2 separate regions of the Mus musculus genome follow, and region 2 is linked to region 1. Evidence: chromatin loops called from intact Hi-C (ENCODE). Cell type or tissue: heart. All regions are shown on one strand. Each heading gives the region's core, and the rest is flanking DNA. Links, peaks and the distances in the headings are about the cores only.

What was found. Peaks named below come from ENCODE experiments on the same cell type or tissue, not always from the same donor. Only the 100,000 strongest peaks of a DNase experiment are listed, where the experiment ranks them.
Region 2: it touches region 1 in a loop (5-fold over the local background); 5 of 42 quality-filtered maps call a loop at or near these places.

What each region holds. Positions count from the first base shown.
Region 1 is chr1:52,169,990-52,179,773 of GRCm38, forward strand. All of the region lies in intron 14 of Gls (glutaminase), which reads right to left. Among named protein-coding and RNA genes, the nearest start is that of Stat1, 55 kb to the left of the region's middle. In heart, for the core only: no CTCF peak of the experiment used is centred there; a DNase peak (open chromatin) is centred at 5,532.
Region 2 is chr1:52,262,328-52,272,111 of GRCm38, forward strand. No RefSeq gene overlaps it. Among named protein-coding and RNA genes, the nearest start is that of Gm31867, 9.1 kb to the left of the region's middle. In heart, for the core only: a CTCF peak has its summit at 5,440 (motif pointing left); no DNase peak of the experiment used is centred there.

The sequences.
Region 1 (9,784 bases), core at 795-8,794:
ATGCCTGATACAAAAACCCCCCATCATCCCCACTGCCTGCTCCTGCCAGCCTCTGAGCCTGCGCTGCTCCAGAGCTATGGGAGGAGGGTGGGCTTTTGCTGTGAAGACTCTAAAAGCATGACAAATCATTTCTAGTTGTTTGACTTCAGGCAAGGGTGATAAAAACAGGTTCAGTTAGTCTCAATGACTGACAGCTGGGCTGGGTTATGAGCCACCACTCATGAATGCAGTGCCTGATGTGTCCAGAAGAGGGCACTGGATTCACTGGAGCGGGGGTAGGGGTGGGGGATGGCAGGCGGGAGGATAAGAGAGCCTGGGTGAGTCGCCCACAAGGGTGCTGTGAACTGGGTCTTCTGCAAGAGCAGGAAGTGCTCTGCATGGAGCAGCCATCTCTCCAGCCCAGGACCAGGTGTCATTCCCTTCTCCTCTGTAGTCAACATGAGACTGATCCCCTGTTAGAAATCACCAACTTCTCACTGTCGGTCACCGTTTCTCTTTCCCATTTGTTCCCTTTATACTTTCTGCAGGCAAAGCCCAGGTTAAAGAACTCCCTGCTGACCCTGGTTAAAACTACACATCATATAAACCCATCTTCACAACTCCCTATACTCTTAAGCAAAATACCATCTCCTCCTCTTCCTTTGCTCCTGCCTCAGACCAGCCTTATTCCCGGGTCCTTCCTTCAGCACTTAGGCAGGCAGTCTTCCAGACTGCTGCCTTGCTGCTAGGGTCTTTGCTTCTAGCATCTTCTACATTCTCCTGCTTCACTTCTGTCTGCCATAACACACAGAAAAACCCATTATCTTACCCCGAAGTTTCCCCTTTTAGGAGGTACTTTCTGGCTGTGCCTTTTATTTCCCCAAGAATCACCTGCACATCCTAACGGTACTCGGTACTCCGCAAGCTCCTCTGCCTGGCCTCTCATGACTCCTCCCATGAAACTGCAGCACCCTGAACACCTTGTGTTGACCGCTGGGCACACTCTCCATGACCTCGCTGCACTCCAAAGACTGTCAGCAGCCTCGGTTTTAGCACAGCATCCCTCATAGGGTTCATTGGTTCTTCCAGGGAGAATGACTTCCCACTCTAGACCTTTAACATCCAAGGTCTGTTCCTGCTTTGTAACTATTGACTCCACCAGGCTACCCAGCTGACATTCCACATCAGAGACATGACTTACTCATGTCCAAATGGGTTTGTGTTTGTGCGGCCTCTCTCTCCCCCAGGCTCTCTTAGTTTGTGAGCCAGAATTCAGCATTTGTTCATTCTGGACCCTGGAAGTCAGAGTTGCTGCATTTGCTGGTTGACTCCCTCCCCCACTCCCCCCAGGGATGGACGGCTGAAACCCAGGAGGGTACAGCAGGTGCCCCTCCCACCTAAGTGTTCTACATAGTGCACCTACCGAAGGAGAAGCCTCCGATAACCCACATCTAGCTTATGTGATTAATCCCGTAAAACATTTACAAAGCCACCACTTTTGATTATCCATCACTACTGCTGTAGCGTATCTAGGTCACAGCCTTATCTGAAGTGGAGGATTGTGACAGCCTGTTTGACTGCTGCCACAGGAAACTGAAATGGCAGGCTATTCTCTGGCACCTCCCACCATACCGAGAATTCAGCTGTACCATGCCACGCAGAACACAAACGTTCTAATCCTTGGTGACTCTGCATGTCATCCCTATCAATTCTTACCCCACCAAGCTTTTGCTCACTTTGCATTCAAAGTCCACTTCCCCCAGTGAGGCACTCCTTCACCTTACAGGTCAACTACTACAGCCTTAGACACTGCCTTCCCTTCACTGCTTAGCTCTTTGATTAGTCTTCCGAGGGAAACGATTTTATGGCCCCCAACTTATTTATCATCTTTGTCCCATTAATATGAGCGGAAATCTTGTGTTTTCTTTCCTGACTGTAACCTGTGTGGCCGCTGTGTATGTTACAGTAATACTGAATAAGTGAGCATTTTTCACAGAATCAAGCATTTCATGCCATCAGTGCCCAGCATTTAGGGTTTTTTGGTTTTGCTAATCTGTTTTTCCTCCCCTGATTTTGGCACAACTGAGTTGGTCTCACTCACTGAGCCCTTGTTTCTGTGCCTGCTTGTCTAGGTGTCTCTATTCTCCTTACTTAACCCATTCACAGTCCTACCTGCTCTGCCACAGCTTGTACCAGGACCCATCATTAGATGTCTTTCTCTACAAACAACCCGAATACACACTCTGCTCCTCAGCCACAGTGCAGGCTTCGTCAAGGTATGGTCCCTCTATCCACTTCTCAATGAGATGTCCTAGTTCCCTCTGGGAACATTAATACAGTATGTGACCGGAAGTAATCTCCTACATATACCTCCTTATGGCACCACCACATATATTCACTTTGTATTTTACGTCCCCCATCACAGAAGATATATACCCATATACCATATACCCTTAGTCCTAAAATGTTAACTTTTTCTAAGTAGTCTGTTTTGGTAACCATCTATATGAACTACCAGCCTGTGTTCTGGATTCTGTTTGTTTGTTTGTTTGTTTGTTTGCTTTTTCAGTGCTGGGGACTGAACATCTGAGGAAGATGTTCTGCCAGGCCTTGCCTTTTAAAATTCTGAATTTAGATCACACATCTTTGAAGGCAGTTTGTGTTCCTTGCTTAGTCACTTAATCATTGACAAAAGAAAAAAAATGCTGAAATTTTTTAAGCTAGTTTTTAAGTTTTACTAACAATCTTCAAGCATGCTTCCGTTCAGAGATAAAAACAAGTTAAATGAGAAAGCACTGAGCACAACAGCTAGCTTTGTGATGAACAGGAGGGACATTAACTTAACAAAAATTACTAGAGGGGAACTAACCATGCAAGTTTATTATTATTCTCATTGAAAACAAAAGGCCTAAATTTGGTTCAAACCAGTAGAAAAAGTTTAATCACAAAGTGTCTCTCTTCAAGACAGAAGGCACTAGAAGGTATCACATGCCTGGGTACCACTTAACAATACATCACAAATTCCTCTTTATTTCAGACACACTTTCCCTATTTTAAAGCCCTGGCTGGCTTTGAACTCAGAGCTTCCCACTCAGCTGTAGGATCCTGGGACTACACTGATGTGCCATCCACATCCTATACCCTACGTTTTAGTTTATATAAATTAAGTAATGAGCTTTAGGTACCAAGAAACAAAATGAAACAACTCCAAAAGCGTAGTATCCCATTTACTAAACGGTAGCATTTCCTGTTTGGTTCAGTGAAACTGAAATGTCCCCTAGAGGTACATGGTAGTGTCGATAAAGGAGAGGGACAGCTCCAGGTACTGTTGGGCCAACCCTGCAAAGGATGTGGGCCTCCTAACAGTTATAGAAGCTCTTTCCCAATTCTCCTCTTGACACTAGAGGTCCAAAAAATAAATAGGGGGGTAACAATAACAGCCAGAGGTATAAAACCTACTCGGAATCCTTAGAAACACAGAAACAGAGACCAAACATGGCAGGGACAGGAGCTCTGTAGATCAGATCGAGGGTTCTAAGGTTTAATGTATACCTTCCCAAAGTGAAAAATTCCATTGGGGCATGTTTCCATCAAAACTTTATAGAGAAAATTGGACATAGTACTACATGAGGACCTAGCTATACCACTCCTGGGCATATACTCAGAAGATGCTCCAACATGTAATAAGGACACATGTTTCACTATGTTTATAGCAGCCATATTTATAATAGCCAGAAGCTGGAAACAACTCTGATGTCCTTCAACAGAGGAATGGATACAGAAAATGTGGTACATTTACACAATGGGATACTACTACTCATTAAAATTATGAGCTATTTAAAAAAATTCATGAAATTTACAGGCAAATGGATGGATCCCAAAAATATCATCTTGAGTGAGGAACCCAGTCACAAAAGACCACACATGGTTTGTACTCACTGATGAGTGGCTATTAGGCAAAGAGCATGGAATACCCACGATACAATTCACAGATCATATGAAGTTCAAGAGGAAGGAAGACCAAATGTGGATGCTTCAGTCCTACTTAGAAGGGGGAACAAAATAATCAAGGGAAGTAGAGGGTGGGAGGGACTTGGGAGGAAGAGAAGACGGGGAGGGGGAAAGGGGGAAGAATCAGGTATGGAAGGAGATAGAGATGTACAGAGAGTCAGGAAATTGAACAGAGGTGTGTAGCAATGGGGGATGGGGAACTGGGGTAACAATCAGATAGTTCCAGATGCCAGGAAAGCATGAGCCTCCCAGGACCTCAGGGGAATGACATTAATTGAAATACCCCACAAAGGGGAGGGAGAACCTGTGGAGACCTTATCCAGAGATTAAGCATCCCCTCCCCCCACTTTGAGGGATAGGATCACCCACCTATTTCCAAAATTTTAACCCAGAACTGCTCCTGTCTAAAGGAAATACAGGAGTGGAGCAGACACTGAAGGAAAGGCCATCTAGAGACTGCCCCACCTGGGGATCCATCCCATATGCAGACACCAAACCCAGACAAATGCCAAGTGCTTGCTGACAGGATACAGCCTGATACAGCTGACTCTTGTGAAGCTCTGCCAGATCCTGACCAATGCAGATGCAGATGCAGATGCAGATGCTCACAGCCAACCATTGGACTGAGCACAGGGACCCCAATGGAGGAGTTAGGGGAAGGACTGAAGGAGCTGAAGGGGCCTTACCTGGCATCAATGGGAGAGGAGCCCCTTGGTCCTGTGAAGGCTTGATGCCCCAGTGTAGAGGAATGCTAGGGCGGTGAGGTGGGAGTGAGTAGGTGGGTGGGGAGCACCCTTATAGAAGCAGGGCAAAGGGGATGGGATAAGGAGTTTACAGAGGGAAAACCAGGAAAGGGATAACATTTGAAAATGTAAATTAAAAAAAAAAAGCTGAGAGTTCCCTTGTCTTACAAAGTTTCTAGTACTACGTTTTCCTTATCAAATCATGTACAAAGTCATGACAACTGTAGGACAAAGATGTTATACTTCACCTCAGTTCACCTGGCTTAGAATGCCAAAATCATACTCTTTCTGCAATAGCTAATAGTGTAGTGTGTGTATATTATTAAGCTTACTAAATCTATCATCATAACATCTTCCACCTCTTATTTGAACTTTACAAGCTCAACTGTGACTTGTTTCCCAGATACCTACTCTCCTAACTGCACCTGTATGAATCATGTTGCGTTTGTAGTAGGTTAATTATGAGAAATTCAGCATTTATTTACTTTTGAAGTTTTGACAGGCCAGATATAAAATATGTAGATGGCTATGTTCTATTTATTAGTTGCTGCTGAGATTAAGAGCCTAGGTTAAGGTTACATGACACCGATGAGTAACCAGGCACAGACCCAGGGTATCTGTGTTCTCAGTCTGTACTTAACCACAGGGGTTCTAGGCCTTGACAGACCTCAGATTCATAAGCAAAGGTGAGAAGGAAATCGAACAATTGAGTTCTAATTCCTAAGGGAACTTTGCTAAATCCGGGGAGGGAGGGAGATGGGAGAGTTGGAGCGGGACTGGGTCACTGGTTTCACTTTTATCCCAAGCTTGTTTTCCACCTCTATTGCCAGCTGGAAACTGGGTCCCGTGATTTCTTTTCCTTAGTTTGTATCCACGCTAAGGCTTACCCAGCTCTATTACAATGGTTTTAATTTAAAACTTAAGTAGGTAACTGAAAAGCTGTCCTGCCTGACCAGCCTGTTCTCCATTTCTGCTCCCTGCAGTATCAGGTGCACAAATGGATACTTCACCTGTTAAATAAACCATCATGACTGCATATCCTATTTTGTTGTAGAAGTCTCACTCAACATTTCTCAGTAACGTGTAATCTAAAAAGCCTTGCTAAAAAACAAGACTACCAGCTTAAACAAAATATTGAGGTTACTAATGTCATTACAAAAATAAACAACAACTAAACACCAACCAACCAAAGAAATAAAGCACATGCTCTCCTTAGCTCATCAAGGACTTGAGTATTAAGTAAGTCCTCAGACTTTTTTCAGGTTAACACACACACACACACACACACACACACACACCACTCTAACGTGACACTAAAGGAACACTTTCAGGTTGACAATATATGTAATCCAAATGCCTTGCCATCAAAGATAAAAAATGTATGTGTGGAGTGTCATAAGCAGACATCTGTTCTTTATTAATGAGCCACCTGACTATCAGCAGGAATGCAGAGCACAGTTTTATAGCCCTGTACTGTTAAGCAGGCTGAGAGGCCGCCTGCTCATAAGCTTTCTAGCGATTTACTCAACAAAGCTATTCAAGTGTTATTATCAAAAGAAAGTACCCCCTTTTCTCCAGGAAAAGAAAAAGGTTAATATATTTCTACACCCAACCATGTCTACAAATCTGCCCTGCTCTATTTTATTGGGGGTACTTTCCCCAATCAAGGCTAATCTTCCACTTACCTGAGTGCCCCGGCTCTTTCCAGGAACCCTATATTGATTGCTATCTCTCTAGGGTCTACTCTAACCTCTAATTCTTGACAGGATACATTTTATCAGCAGTGGAGAGTTCTGGGACCTTTATATTTCAAAGCAAATACAAATTCTTTAAAAAATAGGAGGCAGGGTTAAGTTACCCAGCAACAATAAAAATGTCCATAGCACCTACTCTTAGCACTCTTTAAGTAAAATGGCATCTTAACACCATGGGGGGAGGGAAGACCCATGAGCACAAAGCCTTTATCTTAGTTCTCCATTGAGTTCAATACTCCCAACTACCAGAAACACTTTTCTAGACTTCTGATAGTCCTTAGGTTTCTCCACTGGCTACTTTTTCCAAGTGCAGTTCCCTACTGCTCTATCCTACCCAGAAGTTTAAGGGCTCAGCCCAAGGTCTGCTTCACTTCTCATCTGTCATAGTCTCCTTGAACAGTAACTTCGGAGCTCTAACTGCCCTGTTCTTATGTTCATAAAGTAAAAGCTCGGCATACAATCCCCTACAGCTCATACACTGCTCCTTGCCAGATTTAGTGCCCTCTTGCAGTAACAATCTCTTTGTTAGGAACAGCAATGTGCTCAAATAAAAATTCGTCCTTAGATGTAGTCCTGTCAACAGTGCCAGGTGGGTTTCTGAGAGCTTCTCCTGATTGAAAGAGCCTCTTTCAATCCATCTCCCTTCCTGTACTTAGATGTTCAGCAAAGGCCAATGCAGCTCAGGCAGAACAGCCTGCTTCCAAGTATAAGGTGACAGGCACGAGATCCAAAGGTTGGCTGAGTTCATTCACCTTGCTCTGAGTACTTTTACCCTGGTGTTTAGAAAACAACTCTTGCTACCTACAGATACTTAACTCTTTTAAGAGCTCAAGATGATCTACTTTCTAGCCCTCTCCCAAGATGTGCTTCTGTGGTGGTTTTTTTTTTTTTTTTTTTTTGCAAAGGGCAGCAGCTTTAGTCCTATTGCTCATCCTAACCATGACAATGAACTTGATGTCACATTCTTCTCACCTACTGGATGCTAAGCTTATCCTAGCACATATCTCAAGTGCACATCTGAAATTTTTTTCTCCCTCCAGTACATTCTCCAGTGTATAAAAACTGAACCATGTCAATTCTTAAAAGCTGTCAGGGTTCACATTGCAGTTTGAACAAAATATATGTCCTTAGTGGCATATAAGACCCTGTATGAATGTTTCCCAAACTATCTTGAGATATACCTGTGACACAAGATTGAGTTTTACATTCTTTACTGCAGCCCTGTTTACAATAGGCCTACCGAGGTCCTTACTGATAAATGGGTAAGGTATGTATGTACATACAGCAGAGTTTTCATGTAGTCATACCACACCTTCTGTAAGAAAATAGTTGGAATTGTAGATCTCATTATGTAAAATAAACCAGACACCAGTTTGTTTTTCCATACTAAATCAACATAGATAAGACATAATAAATACTAGAGACTGGAGAGATGGCTTGGGTTAGTTAAGAGCATGTCTTGTTCTTGCATAGGTCACGGGTTTGAGCCCCAGTACCAACATGGTGGCTCACAACTGTCTCTACTCCAGTTTGAGGATATCCAATGCCCTCTTCTGACTTCTGTAAGCATCAGGCACACATGTCGTACACACATACATGCAACAAAACACATGCATTAAAAAAAAAAAAAACTAAATGTTTTTAAAATAAAAAAAGATGGGCTGGAGAGATGGCTCAGCAATTAAGGGCACTGACTGCTCTTCCAGAGGCCCTGAGTTCAATTCCCAGCAACCACATGGTGGCTCACAACCATCTGTAATGGGATATGATGGTGTGTCTGAAGACAGCTACAGTGTACTCATATAAATAAAATATATAATTCTTTAAAAAAAAGAGACATACTGGCTCAATGAATCAGTAAATAGGTAATACACAAGAATAAAGCCAAGGTTAATTTATATAGTCTGAAATTACTCCATCAAATTAAAATAGCTAAACAGATTTAATTAAATACATGCTATTTAAATAAAAATGAGTGAAATGCTAAGAGTAACAATAACCCTTTCTCATCTTAGTTCTTACTTGGCAGAAAAAGCTTACAAAGGCTATATATATTTATATATAGGGAAGTGTAATTTTGGACACCAGCAGGGAATATATATATGGATTATGTAGAAAATATGAAAGAAAATAAATTTTTTGTTACTGATAAAGAACTAAGAACCTTCTGGAAGCTATATAAAATACAAACCGAGAATACTGAATTGGAAACCCAGAACCTAGCATCTTTCTACTCACACAAACAGGAAAGAACTTCCTAAGAGGAGTGAACTACTTAACTACTCTTGAACTCACTCACTCACTCACTCACTCACTCACTCACTCACTCACTCTACCTACCTACCTACCTCTATCCCCACTCCCTGTCCCTCTCAAAATCAACACCAAAACCAGAGCAAGTCATAGTGGCACATTGACAAGGAACTTGACAAAAAACAAAAACAAACAAACAAGGAATAGTTCTCATAGAACATCACCTAACTCCAGGACAGTGGGTTCTGTATTCTGCTGTTGTGATTTTGCTTCAACCCCTCCTCAACACCCCACGCTGTACCCTTAAATTTATCATCAAAGTCAAAACCAAGCAACTACTGCAGTGGACCTTGGTGAATGGGGAATTTCATGCTTATCTCGGAATCATCATAGCTTTGATCCAATGCAGAAGCTAAACTTACCCTTGGATGGTGAGGTTCCAGTCCATAATCAAGAACTATAACAAATGTAAATTCTACTTTGACACCAAGGTCGGAGTTAGTGAAAACTTTAAAGAAATAACGTTAGGCTAAAGACACAGTTTAGGGACATAAATTTTAGAACTCAGTTTCTCAAGTAATTTGTTCAGAATTAAACAACTTTCAGCATTTACATTCACTGTAGGGACTATAACATTTCTAAACAACTGAAAACATACACATCGCATTAGCCTAGAGTATGGCTCACAGGTAGATTGGATAGAAGCGTTCTACTCTGGAACAGACACCCGATCATTCCAGGTCACGGCTGCTGAAAACTTTCCAAAGCTTCCTATCACTCTTACGTGAGAGGGTCTGGAATTTTTTTTTTCTTGTGAGTGAAGAATGCATATATAAAATCAGAATGCTGGTGACATGGCTTGTAAGCACCTATTACACAATTAAGTTACATTAAAAATTAAATCATAAAAATGGGAAAGTTTCTTTAAATTCTTGATTTTCATGGAACATTTCCATTCAATTGACGATAAACAACTGCAATGGGACAAAGCATGGTCTGTGGTCAAAATGAGCTACTTTCCTGATGCTACACCCTGGAAGCTAT
Region 2 (9,784 bases), core at 826-8,825, 92 kb after region 1:
AGCAGAAGAGACAGGGTAGAGCAAAGGTTCCCTGCCTTGGGGTCTGAGGCAGAGACCAGGAGGAGGGAGAAGAAGGAAGAAGTTGCCATGAGGGCTGGCCTGTTGGAGTAGGAGCAGCTCGGGCAGAACATGGCAAGTGATATCTTAGGGATCACCACAGGAAGTAGACAAAATAGCATAGAGGGTTGACATCTGCCTAGCTCTAGTGATTTTAAGTTTATTATATATATATATGTATATATATATATATATAATTATTATTATTATTTTAAGTTTAGTATAAAACTAAAGGTTTTTATGTCTTTTATTTGAGAACAATATGGTCTTAAGTGAGAGAGAAACCCCTAATAGATATTTAAAGACAACTAGGGGGTGTAGCAAATAATACCTTTAGGATAATAATAACCACAACACCCTGTAGTTTTACTTCAATTCCTTCAGAGATTCAAAAGTAATAAATTATAAGGAAATGGTTGGTTAGGAAATTTATGTGGGGTCTGGGTCTGAAAACTAGGGCTCAATATACCAGGTCCAGTCTGTAAAATGCTTGTCTTCCTACCCTTCAGTCAGTAGACAGGGTGAGCAGTGACAACCACCATGCCCTTCAGTTGGGGGGGTCAAACTGATAGATGCTCAATCTGGGAAACAGGGACAAATTGAGTTTTAATTTATTCACAGACTAATTGATTTTCCAACTTCTACAGAGTGACAGTGCATTGTAGGTGCTGTAGGAACAAGTCAAAATGAGCCCCTTCGCTCAGAACTTGAGCTATCCAGAGGCAGGAGCCTTGATTGGCACACCAAGACACAAACAAGGAGTCTTCTGAGCAAAGTGAAGCATGAGTGGCCACAGGCACCTGAGGCAAAACAACCTGAACAGCAAGAAAAAGTTATGAGTGGGGAGCACATAAAGTGAGAGTAGGGTAACAGGAAGGGTAGACCGCACACGAGGACGTAAGCGGGGAGACAGTCACCACAGCTGGTGTAGCTCAGAGTCAGAAATGAGGTGACATGGGAAAAGCATGAAGAGCAAGGGAGAGAGGAAGAGACCTCAGGGAGGAGCCCAGTGGGAAGCTTCCAGAGGACTCTTAGCAGGGGCGTCACAATCTGAGAGTGTCACCAGGAGATCCCATGAAAGATGGTAGGAAGTTAAGGTGGGGCAGACTATGGCTGAAGCTCCAAGTGAGAAGGGTTGGTGAGATGGACAAGTGTCAGGGATAAAAGGGGACAGAGGTGGACATACTTAAGTGGATTTTATACGTGAAAAAAAAATTCACTGATAGGGTGGCTCTGAGGTACAAGAGAAACAATAGGAGCGAAACCAGGTCTGCTCATGCCATGTCTATACTCTTTCACTAGCAATATTGCTTGAGAGCAAGAGAATGAAAGCATGAAAGAATTATTTAACAACAACAGGAATTAAGAGGCCAACATCAAGACTCCATCATCCAGAGGTCCAGCCTTGTTTCAGTTTTACCAGGAAAATGAGTCAAATGTAAATTGCTCAAAGTGTATTTTTTTTAAAAATTTTTCTCACTCTTTGGGAGAGATCCCTTGAGAAGTAGTTCTAAGTAAAGCAGATTTCCTCAAGGCAAGCTAAAGAGATTCTCCACAAGGTAGGCTTCTCTGTCCTTGACTGTGCAAAGGAGGAGAAAGAGAACCCCAAGAGAAATAACCAAATTTTGCATCAATTCACCTGTCTCATTTTTATCTTTCCTGAGTCCATTCCCCACAATGGGGTTTTCTCTGCAGCCCAGGCTGTCCAGGAATGTAAGGTCACTCTGTCACTGCACCCAGCACCTTGTTCTGATGGCTTACTGATAGGTTTTTAATGTGTATTTTGAATTTTTAAAAAGATTTATTACTTTCTCTAATATATATGATTACAATCTCACTGTCTTCAGAGATACCAGAAGAGGGCATCTGATCCCATTACACATGTGAGCCACCATGTGGTTGCTGGGAATTGAACTCAGGACCTCTGGAAGAGCAGTCAGTGCTCTTAACCGCTGAGCCCATATTTTGAATTTCTAAAGTGATTTGAATTCCAGAAAGACTGAGATTTTCTCCATTTAAATTTGCTCGAATTCCTAGGAGCTGGCAGGATTCCTGGACTCTGAAAAATCAAGATTGGATACCTTACAAAAAAAACATTTGGATCCCAGCCTTTGCCAACGGGACATGTTTATGACACACCATCATATTTTATCCTATTATGAGATGAGATGCTTTGAGCTCCTTCTGGGTTGAGAATGAGGAGGAGAAGGGATAATTGATCCTTCCCAGCAATGTAACAAAATGTGCTTTGTATGGGTTTATTTTCAACTCCTTAAATATATGATTACAAAGTGACACAAAGTAATTACAATTTTTTGGTGTGTGTTTTAACTAAAAATAAAAGGTGAATCTCAAAAACTCACTATACGTTCATAACATGAAAAAAATTCTCTCTTATTTCCCAACCCCTAAGTTCTAAGAATGCGTTTAGTAGAGATAGTAGGAAGATTTTGTTTTCTTTGGTTCTGGGACTAGGAGCACACACACTAAACACTAAACACTAAACACTAAACACTAAACACTAAACACTAAACACTAAACACTAAACACTAAACACTAAACACTAAACACTAAACACTAAACACTAAACACTAAGCACTAAGCACTAAACACTAAACACTAAGCACTAAGCACCAGGACAGTTGGAAACTCACCGTGCAGCCCAATCTGGCTTACAATTCATGGCAGTTTTCCTGGTTCAGTCTCTGAGGTACCAGGATTAGTCTCTGAGATTTTCTTTAAAGAGGCATCTTTCAATGCTAGGGAGATGCACATGTGCTAGGATCTGAGTTCAAATCCCTAGCACTCATTTACAAAAGAAGAGTTGGGCACGGCTGCTCTTGTGACTGTGACCCCAGCGCCATGGCAGGCAGGCATACCAGGATCACTGGGGCTTACTTGTTACCAGCTTGGCTTCAGGTTCGGTGGCAAACCTTGTCTTGAGGGAATAAGGTAGAAGTGATAAAGCAAGATGCTCAGTATAGTATCCTTCCTGACACACACACACACACACACACACACACACACACACAGAGAGAGAGAGAGAGAGAGAGAGAGAGAGAGAGAGAGAGAGAGATTACCTTTGTGTGTAGGTGTGCATGTGTATATGTGTTTGTATGCACAGGTGCACAAGTATGTGTGCCTGTATACATATAACTACTTGAGTATGATCTTGGGTATCTTCTATCATTCTCTGTCTTATTTTTTGAGACAGAGTCTGTCATTGAGCCTAGAGTTCACCAGTTCAGCTACACAAGCTGGCCAGTGAGATTGTCCTGTGTTTCCCCAGCGCAGGGATTACAGGTGTCCAGTGTCATATCTGGCTTTTTTTTATTACATATTTTCCTCAATTACATTTCCAATGCTATCCCAAAAGTTCTCCCCCCTCCCCCCCTCCTCTACCCACCCATTCCCATTTTTTGGCCCTGGCGGTCCCCTGTACTGGGGCATATAAAGTTTGTGTGTCCAATGGGCCTCTCTTTCGAGTGATGGCCGACTAGGCCATCTTTTGATGCATATGCAGCTAGAGTCAAGAGCTCTGGGGTACTGGTTAGTTCATAATGTTGTTCCACTGATAGGGTTGCAGATCTCTTTAGCTTCTTGCATATCTGGCTTTTTACATGGGAGCTGGGGAATCTCTGCTTCTCATGCCTTCTTGGCAAGCATTTTGCTGACTGAGCAATCTCACTACTCCCCAGAAAGCCAGATCTGAGGTTTAATTTGCCTATTCAGTTGCCGACTGGCAGAAGAGCTCACATGAGAAGGGAATCCTCTGTCCAGTGTATTTCAGTCTATGTCCTTTATGAAGCCAAATACAGGATTTCAGCAACTGCCCTACTTGCCCCAAAATTCTTTCATGGTGAAGATGAAAATGAAGAACACATTGACGTACATCTGAATTCCTTAGCCCTGAGATTAGGAGCTGAGGACCAATCACCTCAGGCCTGTTTGCCTCTGAGCCATTTCCAGACTTCTGCACCGTGTTGTTTTATTGGCAGTAAGAGAATTATTTTCAGTAAAGCAGCAAAGTAAAAGAACTATTCTTCATTTAGAATTCAGGAAACAGGTTCTCAGCATACAATAGCAAACCATTCAGCAAAGAACAGAATGATAAAACAGGCTTTGCTGGTCCCAAACTACCTCTACAGAGCAACAGTAACTGCTCTGTGAAATCAGAAATGGGCTTGACCTCACATCGTGAGGACAGTCTAGGAGTCTGGCAGGAGAGATAGCCTCATGGCTAAGGCCTTGGAGAACATTGCTGGCTTTACTTGCTTTGGATTGTAACTAAACTCACAGAAGAGTTTATCCAGTAGAGGATATGTGTGACTGAACCTCCTCTTATCCCTCCAAAAATGTCTTCACCCACAAGAGAGAAGGAAGTAGTTGCGTTGAGAAACATCTAAGCAAACTCCTAGAGCTATATAATTCTTGCTTTTCTCTGTAGCCATGGCTAGATGCCAAACTGATTTAAGGCAACAAAATACATAGGGGAAAGGAACAGAAGTGTCCAGATTCCCTGAGAAGTAGATTCAAGATAAATATGCAAATTTTTGTTTCAACAGGAGGACAAGACAAAGTCAGAATAGGTTACTTCAAAGTAGTTAAGCATTATTAACCTAAAAATTATTTGATCAGTGTGCTAATGTCTAATTACTGTATTCTTTGGTGGCAAAACAATATTTTTAATCAAAAAAGTTAACATTTCTTTATTTGCAAAAGTCCAGAAGTTCAATATATATAAACTTCCTTGCAATTATGTTTCATGTCATAGTCTTGTTTGGTCAGGTAATTCATAAACTGAAATGCCACAGGTGTCAGATAAACTGCAGGGGCAAGACAAAAACACATGTGCAGGCATTACACAAAAATGGGGTGCCAACGAGTTCCTGGTTAGATAAATGAGGCTGAGAACTGGCTCCAACTGTACCAGTTGTTATCATGGAAAAGTGCAGAGCCAGTAATTGCCAGATCTTCTGATTCTTCGAGAAAAACTGAAAGTCCATATTTATATATGGACACTTCTGATTATTTAATGTTAGCGCAAATTTAAAATCAACGAGCCTCCAGGCATGGTTGGCACATTCCTTTGATGCCAGCATTCTGGATGCAGAGGCAAGTGGATCTCCATGAGTTCAAGACCAGCCTGATTTACATTTTGAGTTTCAGGACAGTCAGGACTATATAGAAAGAACCTGTCTCAAAAAAAAAAAAAAGGGAAAAGGAAAATGAAGAGAAAAAGAAAAAGAAAGAGAAAAAGAAAAAAGAAAAAAGGAAGAAAGAAGGAAAGAAAAGAAAGGAGTTAACAAGCCAAAAATTATGGCTGTTAGTTATCAATTGTTATCACTTCTTATTCTGATCATGTGATAAGGTATATATTGCCCCCTGGTGGTCGCTTTCTCTATTCTGGCATTAGCTTTAAGGGACAAGGTGACAACAAATCTCTCTGTGGTTATTTTGTGTCAGGAGAACTGTCCTGCTGGTTGGGAGAATTGCCCACTTCCAACATCCGTGCCAATGCTTTCTTGGTTTGGCAGCGAAGACCAAAGTGAAATTCAACAGGGACATGAGAAGACTATTCAAACACAGAAAAGAAATATTCAATAATACATATTTTAATATTAATTGGTACAGTGCAGAATTATCGCAAAGAATAAATTATGAAATAATCAGGATATATGTTGGGCACAGTTAAAGCGAAGAGTTTCAAAAACCCTGGATAATGGTCTTGGGCCATTGTGATTGCAGGAATGAGCCTCTGCACCATGACTCCCGCAGGCAACTGTTCAATTTCCCAACTGGTACTAAAAAAGGCCTCAAATTCCATTTTCCCATCTGTAAACCATGAGTACAATAATACTACCGGTCGTGAAGGGTTGGTGGGTTCTTACCTGTGAAAGCTCAGGTACGTCAGGTAGGCAGGTAGGACTGGCTCATCTCTGGGCCATAACCTTGGCTCAGACTGGACATAGTGCTTCTGTGACTTCCTCATTCTGCCCTTCAGAGTTGATTTCTTTTTAACTCTATGTTCTCATGTCTGGTGCCAAAACCATGAGAGTTCAGGGCTTTTTGGACAGGTTTATTTGAATTTAGAGCATACTAAAGTTGTGTCTGATTAAGAGAAGCTTGAATACTAATCCTTGGTAGAAAATTTCAGGAGCCTATCAGAAAGATCTGCTGTAAAGGTCACCTTTGCAGAGGATGGAGAGGGTCTTAATGAATTCATATTGAAAATTCATTTTTAATTTGAAAACTTTCCAAAGTTACAAACAGAATCTAAACATTAATTAGAGAATCATTGGGCCCACGAGCTTGTATATACATTTATATGTGAATTTTATCTAATTAAAAATATCATAAAGACATCCACTTTTATGTCTTTTATATTTACATATGAGAATGTAATGAAGAAAAACGAGGCATTGCTAAAAAAGAATATCTGCTCATTAAATATTAGAGAGAAGCGTAGTTTTGAGTTAAAGAGAAGACACAATGTACCGAATTAGTGTTAGATATGAAGTGAGATAATAAGCAGGGCAAATGCCTATAAATAAATATGACAACACTCATATATTCCAATCACTAAGCAGAGAAGCTCATGCGGTTGTTACGGCGCTACTGACATCAACCCAGAGGTCAGGGAATTGAGTCCTTGTCCCTGAACCACCTTCAAATCCTATTTACTTTGAAAATTGCACCCACTTGCTTTATTTATTTATTTATTTTTAAGGCAGAGACTGGCTTGGAACTGCGATGTTGCTGAGGGTGACCTTGAACTCCTGATCCTTCTGCCTCTACCTCTAGAGGCTACAGTGCTGGGTTTAAGGACATGTGCCCTGTTTCCATTATATTAGGAATAGAATCCAGGGCTTCACACGTTGTAGCAAAGCACTATATTAAGATGGATACTAGTAGCCCTTCAGTTAGTTTGTAGTGGAGTTTTGTGGGAGATGGTTAGGCTACACATAGTGTCATTACATAAAGGCATCTTTGTAAAGGCAAGGAGTAGCATTAGGCAGAAGCAATACAGAGAGGGAGGAACACTTCTCATAGACAAGTTAGATGGGGACTAAAGTCAACCAATCATGAAAGTCCTGAAATCTTTGTAGCAAAACACTCCCTCCACCCTAAAACAGCACTGCAAGCAACACAGCAGGGCATGCATCCTTCACATAAATGTGCTACTTTAATAAAATGGGGAGATAAGAAAAATATGTGATCTTTCACAGAAATTCTAAAGTCTTGACTAATAAATATGGTGCAAAGTAAATTAAGTTAAACCATTGCCAAGAACAGATGGGTGCCTCCTCCTGATGTGGTCACAAGCAGACTTTTCAGTATCTTCCTGGAAAAAAAATCGAATCCATCCATCTCAAGATTTTCAAGGGAAAAATATTACTGAAATGAGCTTGTACAAAGCTGGCTGCGGTTCAGCTCCTGCAGAAAGTGGTTGCGTAACCTTATACCTGCCTGAAGGGCCTTTCTGCCTGTTAGGGGAGTGTGTACCAGCCATCCAAACCCACTCTAACCTCTTCTCAATGGGAAAACAACAAGCAATATCGTCTACTGATGATTTTTAATATATGTCAAATCATGGCATATATGCATTTTCAACTGTATGTACATGTCACATAGTAGAGAGAAATACATAGGGAAAGATATGTACATGCTTTTAAAGAACAAAAGAAGAGAAAATATCAGCACTCTCAGAAGGCTTTCTAAGGAGTTAGTTCTATGTGAGAAAAATATATATCGAACTTAAAACCTTATCTCAATTGCAAATATTCATGGAAATACTGCAGGTAAATTTCTGCCATAAAATCCTGAAGTTGGGTTTCAAAATTCCTTCACTAACAGAAGAATGGCTCAGCAGAGATACGGAACCTTAGTTCAAGTGGGCAAAAGCTTCCAGCCACACAGAACCACAAAGAATCTCATTTCCTATGCAGGCGTGGACCTTCCGAAGCCCTTCCGATACCATTTCTCCCAGAATGGAGTTGGAATTGTTCATCCTAAACGCATCTGCTGGCCTGTCCTTGAACAGTCATCTGCCGATGCTCCGCCCACTCACCCAGCTGGTGCGGTCTTCCTGAAGTCTATCCTATTGCCTTGGCATTTTACTAACTGGGATAGTTCGTGTTCCGTGTCACTTTGGAGAGTTCAGGCATATGCTCACCTCTGAATCATTTACAGAAGGGTTTCATAAGAATGCTTTCCAGACCCCTAGGGGACCCTGCTGGGTATATCTCTCCATCCACTGGCAATGGAATGCTACCGTCAACATTTTGGCCGAAAGCCCAGTGTGAAGAGGTTCCAGCTACCTGAGCAGACTGGATTTGTAAACTTCTAAGGCTAAACAATCAAATATTATACTACTCTTATGCTTTTACTAACATCAAGAACATAAAGGAATAGGTGTTCATATTTATTAAAATATGATTTTTAAAAAAAAAACACAGAGTCGCTAAATATCTCCTCCCCTTTTACGTTAAGAGAGACTCTTAACCTGCAAAATGAGCTCTTATTATGAAGAAGAAAATTCGAGTTTCCACAGAGGAAAAAAAGCAGGATGCTTTTTAAGTTAGGAATGGAAGAGAAAAATAAGCTGTTTTTTCTGATTCCGTCCCACATGTTGGTTCTTGTTCAATGCGTTAGTAACACACACAGCTGCCCATTTATCTTTATCTCTGGCAATTTTGCAGCAGTTCTTTATCCATCACATAGATTCCACGGTGAGCTCTGGTTGGCCCTTTACAGAGTGTTTTCAGTGTGGCCTGGAGAGATGGCTCAGCATTAAGAGCACTGGCTGCTTTTGCAGAGGACCTGCATTTTATTGCCAGCACCAACATGGCAGCTCACATTCATCTCTAACTCCAGAACCAGGGAACAACCTCTTCCAGCCTCTGCAGGCCGTGCATATCCAAGATGCTCTTACATACATGCAGGCAAAAATCCAAACATGTGAAATAAAAAATAAGTAAGTCTTTTTTTCAAAAGTTTTTCCAAAGCATTATGAGTTATGATTTCATTAGAATATTTATCACATTATTTAGACATGATTTTTCCTTAATTAATTAGAATTCCTGCTAACATGCTGTTTATCAGTGTTTTCTACAATTATGTTTCGTGTGCACATGATTTCAGTTGTACTGTGCTCTGAGAGATCCCACCATTGAAACTTAGAAAAAAGTGAGTTTGTGCTGCCTCCTCTCTCCTTGTTATAAAAATAAAAACTAGGATAATAAGCACAGAAAGAGAAGTCAGAATGGCAGGCATCCCTGAGAAGCCACTGGAGAGGAAAGTTGAAAGAAAAATGGTTGAGTCAGAGTTAAAAGTGCAGCAAGAGAAAGTCCATACTGACCTTGATGGACATCTTTAAGTGGAACAATAACATGAGGCACAGCTGCACAGAAGCCCAGGGAACAGAACAGAATCGAGTACACAGGTGCACAGTGTTTCTTCAAGAAGTTTGGCTTTAGACTCTAAAGTTTAGAGGGCAGATTGAAATAGTGTTCCTTAATCAAGGCAACTGGAATCAAGGAGGCGAGGGACTAAAGTTTCAGGCATGTATAACTGGACCTTGAAGAATACGAAGGAGAAGAGGAGGGACTGGGAGAATGGTACAAGTGTGGAAACAATATGTCTTAGACAGGGAACATGCATAGAAGAAAAAAATAGAAGTAACTCTGAGGTGGAAAACGTGGGAGTTGGCGTCCACATTCCTTGG